Linked DNA regions of Homo sapiens: region 2 is linked to region 1. A link is an interaction called in ENCODE POLR2A ChIA-PET data of the cell type or tissue named here. Cell type or tissue: GM12878. All regions are shown on one strand. Links, peaks and the distances in the headings refer to the core of each region. The heading gives the core; the rest is flanking DNA. Region 1 overlaps USP45 (ubiquitin specific peptidase 45). Region 2 has its middle 120 kb from the start of PRDM13.

Region 1 (4,397 bases), core at 191-4,190:
TGAGCCATGGTGCTCGGCCTTCCATAGCTTTTGAATGTCAAAAGTGCTTTTCTGGGCTGGATGCCATGACTCACATCTGTAACCTCCACACTTTGGGAGGCCAAGGTGGAAGGATCACTTGAGCCCAGAGTGGAAGGCCCGCTTGGGCAACATAGGGAGACTCCGTCTCTGCAAAAAAAATTTAAAAATTAGCCAAGTGTAGTGGCACGTGCCTGCAGTCCGAGCTACTCAGGAGGCTGAAGTGGGAGGATCCCTTAAGCCCAGGCTGCAATGAGCCATGATGGCACCACTGCACCCCAGTGTGAGTGACAGAATGAGACTGTCTCCAAAAAAAAAAAAAAAAGTGTTTTCTCTTCTGCTGTAAACTTAAAACTGCTCTAAAAAATAAAGTCTATTTTTTTTTAAAGTGTTTTCTGCCATGTTAACTGAAAGTTACCTCAAGGGTCAAAAGTAAAATCTAAGGTAATTTTAAACTTCAAGTACCAAGTTGCACTTCCCTTTTCTCAATGAAAATATTTTTTAGACAGAATAAAAAACCTTCAGAATGAGATGAGGAAATAACCTTAGTTTTAAAAAGTACATTTAGACCTGGCGCAGTGGCTCACGCCTGTAATCCTAGCATTTTGGGAGGCCGAGGCAGGTGGATCACTTGAGGTCAGGAGTTTGAGACCAGCCTGGCTAACATGGCAAAACCCTGTCTCCACTAAAAATACAAAAAAAAAAAAAAAAAAAATTAGCTGGGTGTGGTGGCACGCATCTACAGTCCCAGCTATTCAGGAAGCTGAGGCAAGAGAACTGCTTGAACCTACGAGGCAGAGGTTGCAGTGAGCCGAGATCGTGCCACTGCATTCCAGACTGGGTGACAGAGCAAGACTCCATCTCAAAAAATAAATAAAATAAAAATAAAAAATACACTTAAACTTTGAAAACAAAAGTTTGCTGAAAACGCAAGAAGGATGAATTTCACACATAATGTTGACAGAAAGAAGCCAAATGCAAAATAATGTATATAGTAAGATTCCATTTATATGCAGTATTAAAACAGGCAAAACTAATCTATCCTGTTAGAAACCAGGTTAGTGGTTACTCATGTGGGTTAGGGAAGTAGTGAATGTGGGGGGGAGTTGAAGGGGCCTTCCAGATGCTGGTAATGTTACTTGAGCAAGGTGTTAGTTACACAAGTGTGTTAGCTGTGAAAATTCATCAAGTTATACACTCATAATATACATTTTAAAGAATATTTTCATTAAATAAAAAGTTTTCCACACACACTGTTGATATGCGCATAAATATTAAATTGAATCCAGCAGCATATAAGCATATCATAACTGGGGTTTGTAACAAGAATACAGGATAGGTTTAACACTTGAAAAAGGAATCAGTGTAATTCACCACATTAACAGAATAAAGAAGAAAAACCATATGATCATCTCAATAGATGTGGGAAAAGCATTTGACAAAATTCAACATCCATTCCGATAAAACTTTCAGAAAACTAGCAATAGAAAGGAATGTCCTCAAGCTTACAAAGAACACCTCTGAAAATCGTACCTTCGTATGTAATAATGGGAGAAGGCTGAATGTTTGTTCCCCTAATTTTGGGATTAAGGCAAGGCTGACTGCTCCCATCATCTCTATTCAACATGTTACTGGAGCTCTGAGCCAGCACAATAAGGTAAAAAAATAAAAATAAAAAAATAAACGGTATATAGACAAAAGACAAAGATAAACTGGTGATTCAAAGGGCAGTAACCAACTCAAAGAACAGTGCCACAGCTCAGGTCAACTTTATGCCCTAAAAACCTAAGATATAAGATTCAAAATTACCCTGTTAGAATGATACAAACCTAAAGTTATTAACTACAGTATCTAATTGCCATATAGTAATCCTGAAACACAGCTCTGCATGTCAAATATTTAAACTCAACATCCAATCGCATTTAACAGGAAATCACATTTAACAGGTCTTTTTAAATGACTAGGCAATAACTTCCCTTTAGTAGTTTTAAGGATCTCACTACACTTTATTTAGAATAGGGCATTGGAATCTATCATTAAATTTTTAAGGGGCTGAACAAATGTTTACAGGCTGCTTTTCGACTATATATACATATATATATGGTAAACATTTACATGTAAATATATATATAAAAAGGAGGTTATTATATATATATAACAGTATGTTATATATATAATAATACTGTCTTTCAAAGATATATATATAAAACAATACTGTCTTTCAAAAGTGCCTACTGGGAAAAACAATCTAAGATTACTAAGCATGTTTAGAGGGCTAAGCATTTTTAGAACTCTTTAATTGTTTTCAAAAGTCAGATCATGAGCTATACATATACTCTGACTTACACACTTACACACACACACAAACACACACACACAGGCTGATCAATTTCTCACTAAAATTATCCTTACTAGTATCAACACCTCCCAGCCAAAGTCCATCAGAAACACACCTATCGTTGAACTAGGTGGGTTTATTACTTGTGGCAGTGAGGGAGATCACGCAGCATGGGGAACCACAGGGTGTCCTAGTAAGAGAGTGCTGTAAAGAACCTACCCAGGATTTAGGCTCTGGTTGAATAACCTGAAGGTGGGTTTCAGGAAGCAGAGGTTTACTCTAGAGTGAATGCCCTCAGAAAGCGAGGCTAATTCTATCATGGGACATCTCAATAAATCTTACATATTGTGGCAGTTGGTGGGGGAGACTAAAATGAGGATAAATCTCTAACTAGTAAAGTAGCATTCCTTCATTTCTCATTTTGGCTGAAGGAGGGTGTTTCAGATTTTCTAAATGGCAAAGTGATCTTGTTTTAGACAAAATCATGAAGTGGACTTGCTTTGTCTTATTTCATCGTAGTCTCAGAGAAACCTACTATCAGATTGTTATTCTGTGGGATTATCTGAATAACATGGCCTAACTGTTGGTGCCAGGCCAGCTTCTGAATATCAGGGGCTGCTCTTTTTTTCATCTTTCTCACTAGCTTAAAAATCTATCATCAGGCTAGGCTTCAAAAAACCTTTAGATGTGGCCGGGCGTGGTGGCTCACGCCTGTAATCCCAGCACTTTGGGAGGCCGAGGCGGGTGGATCACGAGGTCAGGAGATCAAGACCATCCTGGCTAACATGGTGAAACCCCGTCTCTACTAAAAATACAAAAAAAAAAAAAAAAAAAAAAAGTTAGCCGGGCGCCTATAGTCCCAGCTACTCAGGAGGCTGAGGTAGGAGAATGGCATAAACCCGGGAGGCGGAGCTTGCAGTGAGCTGAGATCGCGCCACTGCACTCCAGCCTGCACTCCAGCGACAGAGCGAGACCCCGTCTCAAAAAAAAAACCTTTAGATGCTCACTATTAAAATTTCATCTTTCTTTAAAGAACAAAAATGCTAAATTTAAACAAATGTCACCAGAAACTACAAAATAGGGGTTATAGGCATTTTGCTCAATAGAAGTCACACCTCTTTTGTTTCTTCCAGTATGTTTATTTTAAAGCTGCCTTGATATCTTTTTATTATTTGATCCATGGCATATTGGAACCATAACATACCTTAAAGTTATGATTTTAGAAATTTTAAATCTGATTATTTTCACAGAATGCTTTTAAATTATTTTTAAGCCCCCTGGCTACTATCTTAGTTGACTGATCTGCGAATTAGGAAAAGAGATTTTGGTAACATCAGTGGCTCATCTGAAAGCAGCTATTATTCAAACAGTTATTACTCACCAGCTGAGAGTCTGAGGAAGGAAAAATCTTGAGTTTTGTACTACTTTCTTTGATCTCATTCATCAGATCAGTAAGAGTATAAGTCTGTGCCAAGTTCTAAAAGAAAACAAAATTAAAGTCTTCAGATTCAGTTAAAATATGCCTCTGATTTTATGGAATACACTCTCAAATTTCATCTAGCATAGCAAAAGTGTCTATTTCAAAAAATATTAAGATTTAGTTGAGTACATTTTACATTTAGTAAAGGTCACTATTACCGATAGAGCCATGGTAAAATACACAGAAGACCTTTCAGAAGCCCTGTGTGAAAATAAGGTACATGTATACATATGGTGATGGCCCAAGATAGCGTAAACAAAAGGAAAACAGAGAAATTTCTAGAGGAACATTTAGCAGTCATTTGACAGTCTACAGGTGAGCCAATGACTACATAAATTAAGAGAATCTTTTACATATTACAAAGCTTTCTGATGACTCTTACCTGCATGACTGCATTAAAAAAGCAAGTATTTCCTAAATTTGTAATTCCTCTTACAGATAAATTTCTGCATTTTCCTCCCTTCTGTATTTCATCTGTTTCACATTTTTCTTCACAAAGTTTCATGATTCTAGAAAATGCACCTACAAGTTAGAGAAAAAATAACTGACACAAGATGTAAA
Region 2 (4,397 bases), core at 132-4,131, 240 kb after region 1:
TGTTGGGCCTGCAGGTGCACAGAAGTCAAGTATTGAGGTCTGGGAATCTCCACTTAGATTTCAGAGGATGTATGGAAATGCCTGGATGTCTAGGCAGAAGTCTGTTGCAGGGGCAGAGCCCTCATGGAGAACCTCTTCTAGGGCAGTGCAGAAGGGAAGTCTGGGGTTGAAGCCCCCACACAGAGTCTCCACTGGGGCACTGCCTAGTGAAGCTGTGAGGCCACCACCCTCCAGATGCTAAAATGGTAGACCCACCAACAATTTGCACTGTACATCTGGAAAAACTGCAAGCACTCAACATCAGCCCATGAAGGAGCTGCCCAAGGCTGTGGGAGCCCACCCCTTGCATCAGCATGCCCTGGATATGAGACATGGATTCAAAGAATATCATTTTGGAGCTTTAAGATTTAATGACTGCCCCCTGGATTTTGGACTTGCATGGGGGCCTGTGCCCCTTTGCAAGAAATTGTTTTGGACAATTTCTCCCATTTGGAATGGGAGCACTTATCCAATGCCTGTACCTCCATTGTGTCTTGGAGATAACTAACTTGCTTTTGATTTTACAGACTCCTAGGTGGAAGGGAATTGCCTTGTCTCAGATGAGACTTTGGACTTGGACTTCTGGGTTAATGCTGGAATGAGTTTACATTTTGGGGGACTGTTAGGAAGGCATGACTGTGTTTTGAGATATGAGGACACAAAATTTGTGAGGGACCAGGGATGGAATTATATGGTTTGGCTCTGTGTTCCCACCCAAATCTCATCTCAAAGTGTAATCCGCAGGTATTGAGGGAGGGAACTGGTGGAAGGTAACTGAATCATGGGAGTGGTAGCCTCCATGTTTTTCTTATGATAGTGAATAAGTTCCCATGTGATATGATAGCTTGATAAGTGTTTGGAAGTTCCTACTTTGCTTTTCTCTCTCCTGCTGCCTTGTGAAGAAAGTGCTTGCTTCCCCTTCACCTCCTGCCATGATTGTAAGTTTCCTGACGCCTCCCCTGCCATGTGCAACTGTGAGGCAATTAAACTTCTTTCTTTTATAAATTACCCAGTCTTGGGTATTTCTTAACAGCAGCATGAAAATGGACTAATACATAGGATTAAGGTTTTGTTCCTTCAATATTTTAAATGTTTCATTCCACTCTCTCCTGGCCTGTTAGGTTTCTGAAAAGCTTGCTGCTATATGTATTGGAGGTCCATTATATGTTATTTGTCTCTTTTCTCTTGCTGCTTTTAGGATCCTTTATCCTTGATCTTTTGGAGTTTGGTTATTAAATGCCTTAATGTAGTTTTCTTTGGATTAAATCTGCTTGGTGTTCTATAACTTTCTTGTATTTAGATATTGATATCTTTCTCTAGGTTGGGGAAATTCTCTCTTACTATCCCTTTAAATAAACTTTCTACCCCTATCTCTTTCTCTACCTCCTCTTTAATGCTAGTAACTCTTAGATTTGCCATTTTCAGACTATTTTCTGAGTCCTGTAGACATGATTCATTGTTTTTTATTCTTTTTTATTTTATCTCCTCTGGCTGTGTATTTTCAACCTATCTTCAAGTTCACTAATTCTTTCTTCTGCTTGATCAGTTCTGCTATTAAAAGACTCTGATGCATTATTCAATATGCCAATTGCGTTTTTCAGCTCAGAATTTCTGGCTAATTCTTTTTGATTATTTTAATCTTTTAGTTAAATTTATCTGATAGACTTCTGAATTCCTTCTCTGTGTCCTCTTAAATTTCTGTGTTTCCTCAAAACAGCTATTTTGAGTTCTCTTTCTGAAAGGCTACATATCTCTGTCTCTCCAGGATTGGTCCCTGGTAACTTATTTAGTTCATCTAGTGAGGTCATACTTTTCTGGATTGTTTTAATACTTGTAGATGTTATTCAGTGTCTGGGCATTGAGGAGTTAGATATTTATTGTAGTCTTCATAGTCTGGGCTTCTTTGTACTCATCCTTCTTGGGAAAGCTTTCCAGATATTCAGAATAACTTGGCTGTTGTGTAAGCTGTATCTGCATTAGGGAGCACCCAGAACCCAGTAACACTGTGGTTCTTGCAGACTCGTAGAGGTACTGCCTTGATGGTCTTGGGCAAGATCTGACAAAATTCTCTGGATTACCAGGCAGAAACTTTTTATTTTCCGTTACTATCTCTCATACAAACAGAATCTGTCTCTGTTCTGAGCCACTTGAACCTGGGGGTGTAGTGACACAAGCATATCTGTGGCCACCACCTATGACTGCACTGGGTCTGACCTGAAGCCACTGCAGCACTGGGTCTTGCCCAAGGCCTGCTGTAACTACTCCTTTGCTACTGCCTATGTTCACTCAAGCTGTGGGGCTCTAAAATCATCAGGTAGTAAAGCCAGCCAGGCCTGTGTCCTTTCCTCCAGGGTAGTGAGTTCCCCAAGACCCCAGGCAAGTCTAGAAGTGTCATCCTGGAGCCAGGGACTACAGTCAAAAACCTTAGAAGCCTACCTAGTGTTCTATTGTACTACAATTGAGCTGGTACTCAAACCAGAAGATGTAATCCTTCCCACCCTTTCCTCCCCTTTCCAAAGGCAGAGGAGCCTCACTGTATGGGCACCACCACCAAAGGCCACAGGGAGTACCAGCAGACTGCTGCCAATGTTCCCTTAAGGACCGAGGGCTGTTAGGTCAGCTTGTGGTGAATACTCCCTGGCCTGGTACTCACATTTTGGGGCAGGGGGCTCCCCTCTGGCCCATGGCAGGTCCAGAAATGCTGTTCAAGAGCGAAATCCTAGAATCTGGGATGCCAAGAGACTGCTTGGTGCTCTAACTCCCATGGCTGGGCTGATACCTAAGATCCAAGACAAAGTCCCCCTTACTTTTCCCTCTGCTTTTCTGAAGCAAAAGGAGTTTTGGCCCGTGGACACTCAGCTCATAATATGCTGTGTCTCACCTGAAGCCAGCAAGTCTCAGAGGCTCACCTCAGCCCCTCAATGTAGTACCTGGGTATTGCTGCTGTTTATTTAGGGTCTGAGGGCTCTTTGGTTAGCAGGTGATAAATGTTGCCAGCACTGGGTCCTTCCCTTCAAGGAGCAGATTCCCTTCTAGCCCAAGGTGTGTCTAGAAATGTCTGGGAGGTAGGGCCTGGAAATGAGGCCTCGTGACTCTGCCCCATGCCCTATTCTCCTGTGGCTGAGCTGGTATCCAAGATGTGGCCCATTCTTGCCTCTCCTTTCCTCAGGTGTGAAGGAAGAGGTATCTTTTGGAGTTAGGAGATTTGCAGCCTAGGGTTAGCGGAGGGGTGGTGCCAGCACTCCCTTAGCTGCCCCAGCTGGTGTCTCAGTAGGTCATGTGCCCCACCAGTCCACTGTCTCTGGGCCTGGTTAAGCCCTAGGATTCACCTAGGTGTTGTAGTCCTTGTGGCCTAGATTGCCTTTCAAATTTATTTAGAGCCCCAGGGCACTTTAGCCTGTGGTGGCAAGGCTTGCAGGTGGTGATGCTTGTGGGAATTCAAGTTCCAACCACTGGGATCAATGAATGCACCCTGGGTAGAGCTGGTTTAAATAGTCTCTCCTTGGGGGGGCATCAGTTGAGTTTGGTCTGGTGTTCCTTTCTGCTATAACAGGACAACACTGAGTTCAGTGTCTCACAACTGCCAGCTCTCCCTCCCCCAGCAAACAGAACTGCTCTCCACCCCACGCCACTGCTCAGGGAGGGATGGCATTGGTGATTCAAGCCTGTTTTTTTCTATCTCTTCAGTGTCTCTTTCACAAAGTTAAAACTAGGTACTGTGAGTGCTCACCTGATTTTTGTTTCTTATGAAAGTGTTTTGTTGTGTAGATAGCTGTTAGATTGGTGTCCTTGCAGTGGGGGACACAATTGGTGGAGTCTTCCATTCCACCATCTTGTTCCTAATTCTTTTTTTTAATGACTAGTATTTAGTTATAAATTAAATAATACCTGAATAAGAATGAAAACACCCAAAGTTGCATAATAGTCAAATCCTCAAGGTAGCTATTGGTTTTAGCTAAATGATAAATGATGAGGTAACTAGGACTTCAGCAACAGTATTCGCTATTGATCTTGCTCATTTGACATAAACCCCCACGCTCTCACACCATTCAGTTTCACTGGGAAAATGATGTAGATATTTCATGCATTGTTATTCTTGAAAAATAGAAACAGAATTGATGCTACTATTGCCTTTAAGCTTTTAGGGATTTGAAAACTGTTGACTGGGAAGCACAGTTGTAGTTGGTACATATTTTACTTATGTGTAAGGTAGACTTGCTGTACAGGCTGCTGTAAGATGAAAATCTGGGTACAGGCGTGGAGATTTTTCCCATTTTCCAATTCCCTTTTTACCTTCCTCGTTTTCAATCAGCTTACATCTTCCACAGCAGTAAGGAGGAGACTGGTGAAGCAGGGCC

What was found. Peaks named below come from ENCODE experiments on the same cell type or tissue, not always from the same donor. Only the 100,000 strongest peaks of a DNase experiment are listed, where the experiment ranks them.
Region 2: POLR2A ChIA-PET joins it to region 1 with 6 read pairs; 2 of 35 experiments call an interaction of 5 or more read pairs at or near these places.

Annotation. Positions count from the first base shown.
Region 1 is chr6:99,484,463-99,488,859 of GRCh38, forward strand. USP45 (ubiquitin specific peptidase 45) reads right to left here. Exons shown (of 18, transcript NM_001346022.3): 6 at 4,219-4,358; 7 at 3,738-3,833. Among named protein-coding and RNA genes, the nearest start is that of USP45, 29 kb to the right of the region's middle. RefSeq lists a silencer at 723-862. In GM12878, for the core only: no CTCF peak of the experiment used is centred there; DNase peaks (open chromatin) are centred at 259 and 379; H3K27ac peaks cover 1,691 bases.
Region 2 is chr6:99,722,411-99,726,807 of GRCh38, forward strand. No RefSeq gene overlaps it. Among named protein-coding and RNA genes, the nearest start is that of PRDM13, 120 kb to the left of the region's middle. In GM12878, for the core only: no CTCF peak of the experiment used is centred there; no DNase peak of the experiment used is centred there.